Regions from separate parts of the Homo sapiens genome. Here region 1 is linked to region 2. The links are chromatin loops, found by intact Hi-C in ENCODE. Cell type or tissue: heart right ventricle. All regions are shown on one strand. Links, peaks and the distances in the headings refer to the core of each region. The heading gives the core; the rest is flanking DNA.

Region 1 (6,482 bases), core at 1,428-3,927, 400 kb before region 2:
GGCCTGGCTTAAGGATTTTGAAAGGCATAAGCTCTGGTTTTTAAATTCAGATGACCTCTCTAGGTCAACCTCTCATTCAAGGCACAGTAATGCCTTTTCAGCAATTTCCCCCAAATTTAGAAGGTGGTGCTACACACAGAGAGAGCTTTGTTTTGCCTCCTTGTTTTTGTGGCATCAGCAGGACCTGTTTTCTTCTAGATACTAAATTGTTGCCATGTTGCTAATTACTATAATTTCTTACCCCCAACCAGCTTGCAGAGTTCAGAAAAATGTGCTGCTTGTTGCAGATTCCTGGATATGGAGGCTTAACAGAGCGTCATCTCAGACAGGCCTTTCTTCCTTATGTAAATCCCGTCATGACTTATTTGAAGGTGGCCTCACTTTAAGTACTAGGGACTTGCTCAGATACTTATCAAAATGCTCTAGATTCCTGCTCAACCAGCCAGACGCTGAGGCATCCCTGTGCCAGGCCCCAGGACTGACGTGCAGAAGTCAGAGGATGACCAGAAACCATTAACAGGTTCAGTATTGACTGAAGCTATTCCATTAGTTCATTGATCCAACTCATATTTAGTTGATGTTCACCGTGCCCATCTTACTGAGCATACAGGGAAAAAAAAATCAACATCTCCTGGAATCTGAAACATATGAAAATTGATAAGACTGGTATGCAAATATTTCCAGAACAGTTCAAAAAAGAATGTAGTAAGCTCTATAATGAAGTTAATTTTAAAATGTGAAAAGCAAACTCCCAGGACCCCGACTGCTTCCCTGATTACTCATCTCTGTGAATTTTATGTGTTTATTGCTTGTTGATTTGTTTACATGTGCATCTTCCCCATCACACATTCATGAGACAACTGCTTTATTCACTAACATACATGACACACACATTTACTAATTGAAGGAAAAGAGGGAGGGAATAGGGATAAAATAAAGAGAACAGCAGAAAAGAAGGCAGCACACAGAGAAGTTAAAATCTTTGTCTCTACAGATTGCCAAAATAAATCCCAACTCTGAGACATACAGCTGTGTGACCTCAGGCAAATTACTTAGCCTCCCTGTGCCTTTGTTTCTGCAACTTAAAATTGGGAAAAATAATAGTATCTACTTCATCGAGTTGAACAAAAAGAACTAAGAAAGTATTTGTGGCCTTAGAATAGTACCTGCATAAAATAAACCCTCAAAAAGTATTCATTAAATTTTAAAAATCATAAAGGAAGGAAATACTAGTTGGGGAAAATAAGGAAATGATTATCAGTGTGCTATTATTTTAGATCTTACTTGAAAGATTCATTGGAATTAAATAAATAGTGATGGTTGAAAAGGCCACTTAGAGTCAGTCAATTATAGGACGTAATTGAAAAATAACAAGCAGACAGAATGTCTACGAGGGAGTAGGAGATAGGCTTAGAAAGTCAGTTGCCATCGGGGGCATGACAAGTGTCCTGATAAGAGGAGGCAGAGGGAGATTTTAAACACAGAGAGGGCCATGTGAAGACAGAGCAGAGATGTGAAGATGCTGGCCTTGCCCATTCGAGTGATATGGCCACAGCAGGAAATGCTGGGAGCCAATGGAAGTGGGAAGAGGCTCCCTTAGAGCCTCCAGACGGACTGTGGCCCTGAGGACTCCTTGATTTCAGCTTCGTGATACTGATATAGGTCTTCTGGCCTCCAGAATTGTGAGAGAATACATTTCTATTGTTATAAGCCACTACATGTGTGCTAATTTGTTGCAGCAGCCACAGGAAACATATAGAGATAAAGGGAAAAAATAATAAGATAAAGAAGATGCCTTAGACGAATCAATGAATACAGACGGCGATGAGCTGAAACATAAACATCATTAAATTCTGCCACCTACAATCCTAAAAGAACAACAAAACAAACAAAAAATCTGTAATACCCACATAAAATGCCATTGTCAACTATATACCAAAGTTATTTAGACATTCCTCTGAAGACATACTTGGGTAATTTCAAATGTTGCCTTTAACACTTACTAAGCATAGTTAACTGGAACAGCTACATACCTTCTAGATTCTCACTTAGAGAAAAGACATAAGCAGACATGTCCCAAAAGAGGAAGTGCCACAGATTAGCAAACATGGGAAAAGATTCAGCCTCCAGGAAATACTGTTTAAAACAATAATGAAATTTCATTTCTTTGCCAATCAAAATAACAGTTTTTTTACTCTTTTTAAGTTTTTAAATTTTTAATACTATTTTTCAGCTTGTTTTTTCCCCACCTGGTAATTATCTTCTGTGAGAAAATATTTTAAATGGTCCATTTTCAAGGCATGATAAATCTAAGTACTGGCAGCCAGACTGCGGTTGTGATATACCGCACGGCTCATGCACCTAGAAGGTCACAATAAGCAAACAGAATGTAGAGGAGGGGGTCAGCCCATAAAAGGGAAGAAAGTTTCGTTATTGGGAAATCGAAACTTAAGAGGGGAAGGGGACTATAACCTTATAAGGGGAATAATGAAATATAGGCGATATCTGGGAAGATTATAACCCCATAGTACTCCACCAATGAGGAACTTGGGGAGGGACTTGTGTGCTGGGAGATAAATTATCTGCTGTAACTGCCCCGGGTGTGCCTGCCTACCAGACACCCAATCTTGCAAGACCACCATTAAAAGTCTCGCTTCCACTGTTCTTCATGTCTCTGCGCCCATTCTTTGACTTTGGACACTCAAATGTGTGTTTCTCACATCTTCCTAAACATGACTTTGAATGAAATGAATAAAATAAATACTGAAGACAGGTTAGTGAAGTCAGTAGTAGCCTATATTGCTGGTTTAGCAGATGACAGTGGCTGTGTCCTTTGAGGAAGAATTTGGCAATGTGGGTAAAAAGCCTTTCAAAGACTTTGACCTTCAGCAAATTCACTTCAATTTTATGTCTACAAATGCTTTTTAAGGTCGTAATCCTAGATGAGGAAGCACAATGTTCATCAAAGAACTAAAATACAAAAAATTAAACACAATGTAATAACTTAGAATAGGAGTCAGCAAACTATAGCCAGTGGGTCAGACCTGGCCCATTGCTTGTTTTTGTAAATAAAGTTCTACTGGAAGACAGCCATGCTTATTTGTTTACATATTATCTATGGCTGCTTTTGTGGTACTATGGCAGGGCCGAGTACAGACAATCCCCAACACTTAAAGATGGTTTGTCTCACAATTTTTTAACTTTATGATGGATCAAAAGTGCTACACATTCAGTAGAAAGTGGTATGATACTCTTGTGATCCTAGTCGGCAACAGTGAGCCACAGCTCCCAGTAAGCCTCACGATCAGGAGGAAACAACCCATACTTTACTGTGCACTGTGTTGCCGAATGATTTTGCCCAACTGTAAGCTAATGTAAGTGTTCTGAGCGCGTTTAAAGTAGGGTACGCTAAGCCACGATTTTTAGTAGGTTAGACATATTAAATGCATTTTCAACTTATGATATTTTCAACTTACGATGGGTTTATCGGGACATAACCCCATCGTAAGTCAAGGAGGATTGGTAGTTGTGAAAGATATATGGCCCACAAAGTCTAGAATGTTTACTATTTGGCCCTTTACAGAAGTTGTTTCCTGACTCCTAGTTTAGAACATGGCTATTGTTCTAATAATAACAGTAAGCTGTGGCCCATGTTCTCCCTAGACTACTTTGCTGCCATTGAAAAAAGTTCTGGGGAGTTTGAAAAATTGGACAAATGTTTCATGCTATGGGAAAATAAGAGAATATTTCAGGATCTGAGAGAATTTGGGAAAAAAAGGAAACTAAGAGAATTGTAGAGACTAGATAGTTGCAATTCTGTGAAGAAAAACATTTAAAAGGGGACTGGAGGGAAGTATAACAAAACGTCGACATCCTTTATCTTCCAGTGATAAAGAATACATGTGACTTTCATTTTGTCTTCTTTCTACTTTTCTGCTTTTCTTCAATTTACATTAACAAACATATTTTACTTTAAACTGTAAAAAATAAATATCAATTTTCAAAATTGAAACAGAAAATTTTAAATGAGCTTCCAGTGCACCCAGGTTTCACACACGGTTGGATTGAGTGTTTGATTCTGTGTCATAATACAGTGTCTTCACCAAGCACTTCCAGCTACCTAAAGAGAGCTCCCACTGCTAGAGTTAGAGATTTTGTTTCCATTCAGGTTTATATGGTAGGAGGGATTTTTCTCCCATTTCACCTTCTTCTTGTGAAAGGACACACCTGCTTTATTTCCAGGTTCTGTCTTGTTCTTAAAAAAAAAAAAAAAAAGAAAAGAAAACATGAAAAGAATTCTTGATAAGGCAAAGAAAAGAAGAAACATCTAGAGTTGTGCTAAGGTGTGGTTAATCGTACCAATAGCAGATCTGGACCTCAAAGGTCCTTTTTGCTTCACTCCTTTTTTATCTAGATGTGAATTGAAGCCACTTTCAAGGGAATACCAGATGAGCTGAAATAAATGAATGACAAACTGGGTCAGCCAGGAAGAAGCAGAAGTCAGACCTTGAGGGTAGACAGGAGAGAAAATACGGGGAAACAGCCGTGGACAACTCCTTCCTTCCTTCTGAAGTGGACTCTGTGTGCACTAAAGCTGCCGGAGGAGAAAGGCAAAAGCCTGGTTTTCATCATCCTCTGGTGGTATGTGTCTGAACTTAGTTCAGTAACAAAAGTGGAACTTTTGTAATGGGCTCCCCATCCGCCAAAATGTTAAGGGCTTAGCTAAAGGATTATGTTTAATTCAAAACCGTCAAGCATTAAGAGTAAGACACAAGTCAGAACAAAGTCAAACCAAAAAGGTGAGGTCAGCCAGAGTAACTTCACTTCTCATAATCACTTCCTATTATTTTCAAGGCCTGGAAAACTTGCAGCATTAAACTTTCTGAACTGCTGCGGGAATGCAATTGTTGCTTCCCAGCATCTCCTCATTCTTTGGGGGATAAAGGGTAAGAGCTGCTGATTTTGCTCCAATTAGACACAATTCACTCCAAATCACCAGGCAACCCTCAGCTTCCATTACAATGCCTGTTCAACCTGCATGTGCAAAGACTCATTAAAACCGAGTGAAAACCAGACAGCTGTAGGATTGACTACATGGAAGAAAATCCATTCATCATTGACTAATTTGGCATCTATTAATCACATCTCATTTCTCAGCCCTATGAAGAAATTAAATCTAATTCCCTTTTTTGGAATCAACAGCCACAACTAAAAGCATGGCCAGTTTTCACTACATCTCTATTCCTTCCAGAAAAAATTCTCCCAACTACAAAGTAGGGTCTAAAAAGGAAGCCTGACCTGGAGGGACTCAATTCATTCATTCAACAAATACGTGTCGGACGCCTCCTATGTGCCAGGCACTATTCTAGATTTGGGGACAGAGTAGCAGAAGAAACACAGATGAAGATCCTCACTCTGGAGATTAGATCCAAGCAGAGGGGAGAACAGGATTGTGTAGTAAAAATAATGTTGGAAGGTAAAAAGTGATATGGGGCAGGGAGAAAGAATAGGAGAGGTTAAGGGGGATTGAGAGTGGGTGTATGAAAACTCTGCATTGTTAACTAGAATCGTTAAGATAGGCCCTATTGAATAGGTAAGCAAAGACTTGAAGAAGATGAGGGAGTTAGGAAAGTAGTAGCCCTCCAGCTAAGGGCTAATATCAGTTCAGATGTTTCCCCTAGGACCTCTATGACAAAGCAATGAGGGTGCAATAAAGTTTGGCTTCTTGTCCCAAAAACTAATTGGGAAACCGTTTCAAGCTCATAGGGAAAATAATTACTACAATGCAGGCTCCACAAAAGCAGGGGCTCCTCTTCTTCATCACTGTGTCCCTAGGGCCTGGTACATAGAAAGACCCCAATTAGTCTTTGTTGAATGACTAAGTGATCGTATGCTATACATGAATAAAGCACAATTCAAGATGGACAATGGCAGGAAAGACACTGGAGCAATACCCTACATAGGTTGTGTTGACTTCCTTGGCTGACCTCACCTTCCTGCTCTGTTCCATAGATCAGGATGCCCAGTGTAGAACTGCAAATTGCAGGAAAGCATTTGGGAAAACTTTTCCTGGTGGCACCTATTCTATCCACCTCAGGGGTGACAGGAGTTCTGATCTTTTTAAATCAATTTACTACCACCTCTGGAGCACCTGCTTTATGTCAGCCAGGACTAGGTACTACAGGGCATCAAAGTTAGCAACATGCGGTGGTAGGCAGCCTCTTACGATGGTCCTATGATCCCTGCTTCTTGTTATTCATGTCCTTATGCAAGCTGTTTTTCTCTTTGACTGTGGGCTGAATCTAGTGACTCCTCTCTAACAAATAGAATATCGCAAAAGTGATGAGATGCCACTTCTAAGATTAGATTACAAAAAGACTGTAATCTCAATCTCTCTCTCTCTCTCTCTCTCTCCCCACTCCCCGCGACCCAATTCTTGCTCTGGCATGTTGTGAGTGGCCCTATGAAGAGGTCCTCATGGC
Region 2 (6,482 bases), core at 1,372-3,871:
AGGGGAGCCAGCATGTCACATGGTGAGAGCAAGAGCAACAGAGTGAGAATGGGGAGGTTCCAGACTCTTAAACAACCATAACTCACATGAACTGAGAACTCACTTATCACAAAGGAGATAGTGCTAAACCATTCATCAGGGATCTGCCACCATGATCCAGTCACCTCCCACTAGGCCCCACCTCCAACACTGGAAACACATTTCAACATGAGATATGGAGGGGACAAACATTTCAACCATATCAGCATCTTTATTTATAACAGCCAAAAACTAAAAACAATCCAAATGTCTATTAAGAGGTGAATGTATAAATAGTTTCATATCTGTATGGTGGAATACTACTGAACAATAAAAAGGAGCAAACTATCGATGCACACAAACACATGTATGGATCTCAGAATCATTATGCTGACTGAAAGAAGCCAGAGAAAAAAAGAGTACATGCTATATAGTTTCATCTATGTATAATTCTACACATGGCAATCTAATCAATAATGACAGCAAACAAATCTGTGATTGCTTAGGGATAGAGGGCAAGGAAAATTTGGGGGTGATTAATATGTTCATTATTTTTGTGGTGTTTCTTGGGTGTATATATGTCAAAAGTCATCAAATTGCATGTCACTCAATATGTCACATTGCAACTAAATATTTTCCCGAAATTTAGGGTTAATCCTGTCACTCTGCTGTTTAAAATAATCTGATGGTTCTATCTGAAGAATAAAGTTTAATTATCTGCCATGACATTCAAGCTCCTTAATAAACTGGCCCCAATGTACTATTCCTGAATCATTTTCTGACATTTACTTTCATGCACTCTACATCTAACTAAAATGGACTAGTTTCCATTCTCCGGATATCTCATGCTGTGACCATGATAGCCAGAATATCCATTTCCTCTGCCTTTGTCACACAGTTCTAATGTCACTTCTTTGATGAAGCTTTCATTTAGGAAGAATGAGTAACAACATACTTTATGCTCCCATAGCATTTTGTCTATGCTACTATTATATAATTTCTCATATATTATAGATATTTGGTTATATGTCTATTTCCCTAACTACATTATTAGCTATTTGAAAGCAGGAACCACGTGTTTGTCAGTCAAAATTTTTGCACACTGCCTAGGACACAGAAGATGCTCAATAAATGTTTGTTAAGACTTCTAGTAAGAAGTGAATAAAAGCACATGAGCCTTCCACTCTGAATTCTTATTAATATATTCATTAAAATAGATAACTAGGTACCCCCTGAAACAACATTCCAAATTGAGAATAAGAATTAAACACATATCAGAAACTTGGAGTTTTACATATTTTCACATCAATGGGTCAGGTTAACAACCTGTTTAGCTCACTTTCTGAGCTAAAACACTAAGACTAGAAGCAAGAGTAGGACTTGGCTGATTTAATGATAGCCGCAAACAAGGAAGGTGAGGAGCGGAGGGAAGCAGAAAGTAAAGCAGGGTCTCAGTGTAAAAGGCAAAAATGTCCTCATGAAAGTTTCTTAGGGAAAAGCTTTTTCTTGATGCTTGCTTTTACCTCTGTGTGCCAATTACATTAGATCTAGTGGTATTTTAAAAAGCCTTGTAACTGGTCTTCAATGAGAAGAACCGTATGTGATGGCATTGTTGTACTTACCACTAGAGAGGAAGCCTAGTGGAAAGCTTCATCTTTCCTTCCTCCAGTTTCTTGTCAATGCCTTTCATTGGCTGACCCCACAGAAACCATTAATGCCATCCATAAAGGCCACCTGCATGGGTCACAGAGCAAAGTGGAAGAGGATAGAGACTACATCTAGTGGGGCAAACAGAAAATATTTAGCATATTTCACCCCCTTTGTTAGCATATATTCTTGTTCATATATCTTGCCTTGGTGAAAAATGTATTCACACAAAATCCCCAGTAACATATCATTATGAGGTGATGCCAAGTCAGTTATACTCTTACCTGAAACCTAAAATCTTAGCTACCACCTGTGCTTCCACATAAGTAGCAAAGGAAAAAAAGGAAGCCAAAGGAAACAGATCACGAGACCCATTCTGAGGTTTGTGATGAGTCCTGGGTTGATTTTCAAACTTCCTTCTTTGATAATTCTTTTATGGTCCTCTTACCCTCTCCTGATAGTTGAATGGAAGGGGTTGTATGAAAATTGGTGTGACTCAACTTTTCTTCCTGTAGAATTTGGGTCCTTGGTGGATGTATCTTCCATTGATCAATACAGTTGAGTAAGGACTTACTAAGAAGTGCTAGGTTTTAGATACAGTTCTCTATTGCCCCCATTTTGTAACAGAAACCTATTTTCTCCTTGGTAATCAAGATCAATCACACTGTATACTAACCTTTCCTGCCTACTGGTTAAGCAGTACAGACTGTTAAGAAACAGCCACACATTCTAATTTAATGGAACTATGATTGTTCCCTCCTCAAAGCATTCCTCCCTGGGGCACTGGGACATTCAAACCCATTGAACTGAAAGTCTTGAGGATAAGAACAAAAATTGTGTTCAGGAGAGGATTTGTTGTAATGAGAGTGGCCACTTCCCCCTCACCCTTGTTTCCTACATTGGTCACCAGATTAAGACATAGTAAATCCAGTAGATCAGCACCCCAATCTCCCAGATGTTATTTTCACGAGGAGCTACAACTGAGTCTTCCAAAAGCCATTCCATCACTCTAACAAGGCAACTTCTTTTGGGTGATGTGGTACATAGTCAGACTAGTGAATCCATGGGGGTAAGACCATTATTGCACTTCCTTCTCATAATATGTATTTCTTGTTGGAAGCCGTATTGTGTGGGCTACCATGGCAATGGATGAGATATTCTGTAAGTTCATAAATGGTAGCTCTGGCAGAAAGGGAATAGACAAATCCACAACCAGAATGTGTATTTCTCCTCTGAGGACAAATAGCTGCTTTTTCCATCATGAAAGCATTCCAGATCCTCAAAATACTGCTAGACATCTGCCTGATCCCCATAAAAGATAATTCCAGCAAGACTTCCACACTGGCCTCTGCTGTTGACAGATTGAGAATTCAGTTACACTGGTAGCTAGATCACCCTCATGAATTAAAGCCCATTTTATTAAATCCATGCATGGCCTCAACACCTGCCTCCATGACCACTTTGTATATGGGGCCTTTGAGCTTGCATTTTTGGCCAGAAAAGGGGGCTGACGTGGATATTCTTATCCATCTGGATTTTGAGAACCTCCTCTGCAGTGGATACCTGTAGGGGGGCTTTATGTGGAACATACATATCTTCACACTCTGTGCCCACTCCAAGAAACCCATCCACAAACCTCTCTTACAACCTGCCTCGCGATCAGCATGTCATTCTTGTTCTTTCTACATCCCGGGTCAGCTAGCCTATCTGCTAGTCCACATATTATGAAGATCTATATTAAGGCTATCTTTCTTTCCACATGAGTGGACAACCAGAAATTCTGCCCACTGGAATGATTTCAGCTCACCCCTGCTTTTCTAGGACTTCCCTGAGTGGGGCTGTAATGTAGCAACTGTCCACTTCTCACTGCTACAAATATAGCAGGGCAGATCCATCCAGAAACCAGGTGGTACTTTTTCCTTCATTGTTAACTGGTCATAGAGGCCTCTTCATCAGGCCATAGATGCAGAGTGAGAGAGAAACAATAAGGAACCGTGTGAATCTGAGCCATCAGCATATGCAGTTTTGTTATGCTTCCTACACATGATCACATCTGTCCAATTTTGTGACTTGGTGAATCAGATTACCTCAATTCAGGTCACTTCATGTCTTATGGGCAGGCATTCAGTGTTTATGAAGATCCAGTAGTACACCAGGAGTTGCTTTTCAAGTGGAGAATTGTTGTCAGCAGAAGAGAGCATCTCTTACTGCAAAATCCTAGTGGTATGTTCTGTGATCCTCTTATTAGAACTTAACAGAAATTCCTCACCATGTCTTTATCAGCCATTGACACTTCTAATGCCACTGAATCTCCTGAGTCATAAGGCCCAAGTACAGGGACACTCTTTCTGTAGTCTGAACCTGTGGCAAGTTACAGGCCCCACTCAAATATGGAAGTTTTACAGATACCCAGGAAATGTGTCCTAGCAATCTGTCCAAATGTGGTGTATGTTATATCCCAAATCTGAGTAGGCCTGCCAGGTGTTGTGTCTCTTTCTTTTTGGGGGGTGGCCCAGGGTACAGCAACTTGTTTCTCACGAGGTGATATCTTGTCATAGCCCTCACTCCATGGAGCAGGGAACAAACACGGGGGATTCTGTTAGTTACTGCATATATTTAGCCCTATTACATATTCTGGAACTAGAGAAATACTACAGGTAGGGGGCTGTGACTTCACTGGACTCCTTTGGCATAGGGACTTAGGCCAAGACTCCATCTAGCATGTGACCTCCATAAATTCACAATCTGAACATAAGTACATGACGGTGCTTGGAGTCTTTAGGAATTAGTGTCAGTTCAGAAACAGTACTTTAAAAACTCTAGAAGGTCTGGATATTTCCCTTCAGCTAGTGCATAGTCACCCTGGTTGCTCTGGGGAAAATTTGGGGAAAGAATCATAATATACATGACTATTGATGCTGTAAGCTCCTTCCTCAAGAAAACAGCCTTCCCTTAGTACAAACGTGCGTCCAGTAACTTTGAATATCTCATTGAATGAATGGTTTTCTGGAAAAAATATTTAAAATTATATAGCAGAAAGTGGAAAATCTGAGTAAATGAATAATAACTCAGGAAAATTCAATGAACCAATCCACCAAAACATTAATGCCCATAAAGTTATAATAAACTTTTCAAAATCTCAAAAAACAATATAAAATTTCATACTATATAAATGATTCCAGGGCATGAGAGAATTCTTAAAACTTCCTAATTCATTGTATAAAATAAACTTAATTCTGTTATCAGATTCAGGCAAGAAAAATTATAGACTATCTCAATTATGCATACATATGTAAAAAGGCTAAAGAAACTTCATAAATAGAACTGAGAAACAAAATAATGGAATAATCAGTTATGAAAAGGTTAGTGTCTTATTCTTTTTGGCTGCTATAACAAAATGGCGTAGACTAGGTGGCTTCTAAACTACAGAAATTTATTTCTCACAGTTCTGGAGGCTGGGATGTTCAAGATCAAGGTGCTGGTAGATTTGGTGTCTGGTGAGGGATTGCCTCCTCAAAGATGGCACCTTCTCACTGTGTCTTCACATGATGACAGGGGCAGAGAGTTCCTGGGGCCTTACCCTTATGACTTTATCACCCCCTATAGTCCCGGCCTCCTAATACCAGACTGTGGGGGTTAGGATTTCAACATATGAATTTTGAAGCAACATAAACATTCAGACCATTGAAGTTGTCTTTATTCCCCAAATGCAAGATTGTTTCATATTCAGGAAATTTATGTATTAATAATCTCAACATGGGTTGAAAAGGCATGTACTGGAATTCAACATTCATTTCTAACTATTAAAAACTACTGAAAAATAAAAACAGGAAATTCATTTCACACAAAGAACAGTATTATACTATGATAATTTTTAATGTTATTTATTTAATTGTACAATTAATGCATAAATACATCTTTGTTATTAAAAAAAACTATTACCAACCAGGCAAAAGTTCTACCTGACAACCAACCAAAATCCCAGTCCTTTTCCCAGAAATTATTTCTGATTTCAATTTGGCGTGAATACTACTGTATATTTTCCTATGCATTTACATACATATGTACTTATTAGAATATATGGTATTGCTTTGGATTTTTAAAAGCCTTTGGTTAAAATGCCAGTTGATTTTTCACTCAATATTTGTTACTTAATTTTTTCTGTGTCACCAACATGGATCTAATTCTTTCTTTTTAACATCAACACAATATTCTAAAATATGAATAGAGCATAATTTATTTAGCATTTCCTCCTCTGATGCAGAAATTGATCCATTACTATTTAAATATTTTTTTCAGTGTTACAACAGTGTTTCAATGTACATTCTTCTGGGTGCCTACTTGAGCATAGAGTCTTTTTCCTAGTTTAAATAATCAGTAGTGGTACTGCTGACTCAAAAGGTATGAATATTTTTTATTTTAACAGATACTGCCAAATTGCCACCAGAAATAGCCATATCAACATATATCCCCAAGAGTAGTGTTTGAAAGCAGCAGTTTTCCCAAGTCTTGCCCTTTGCTATTAGTGAGCTTTGAAATTGTTGCCAGTCTAGTGAAAGCAGTATTTTGTTATAGTCTTAGTTTGCCTTTCTCAAATTACAAGTAGGGTTTAAATTTTCTCACATATTTATATCTTTCCTGATTTTTTATTTGAGATGGAGTCTCGCTGTGTCGCCCAGGCTAGAGTGCAGTGGCACAATCTCGGCTCACCGCAAGCTCCGCATCCCAGGTTCACGCCATTCTCCTGCCTCAGCCTCCCGAGTAGCTGGGACTACAGGCGCCCGCCACCATGCCCAGCTAATTTTTTTTTCTATTTT

Evidence for each region. Hi-C counts contacts between places; a loop is a spot of excess contacts. Peaks named below come from ENCODE experiments on the same cell type or tissue, not always from the same donor. Only the 100,000 strongest peaks of a DNase experiment are listed, where the experiment ranks them.
Region 1: it touches region 2 in a loop (5-fold over the local background); 2 of 110 quality-filtered maps call a loop at or near these places.

The regions. Positions count from the first base shown.
Region 1 is chr4:140,833,503-140,839,984 of GRCh38, reverse strand. No RefSeq gene overlaps it. Among named protein-coding and RNA genes, the nearest start is that of TBC1D9, 80 kb to the right of the region's middle. In heart right ventricle, for the core only: no CTCF peak of the experiment used is centred there; no DNase peak of the experiment used is centred there; H3K27ac peaks cover 606 bases.
Region 2 is chr4:140,433,494-140,439,975 of GRCh38, reverse strand. No RefSeq gene overlaps it. Among named protein-coding and RNA genes, the nearest start is that of CLGN, 9.1 kb to the right of the region's middle. In heart right ventricle, for the core only: no CTCF peak of the experiment used is centred there; no DNase peak of the experiment used is centred there.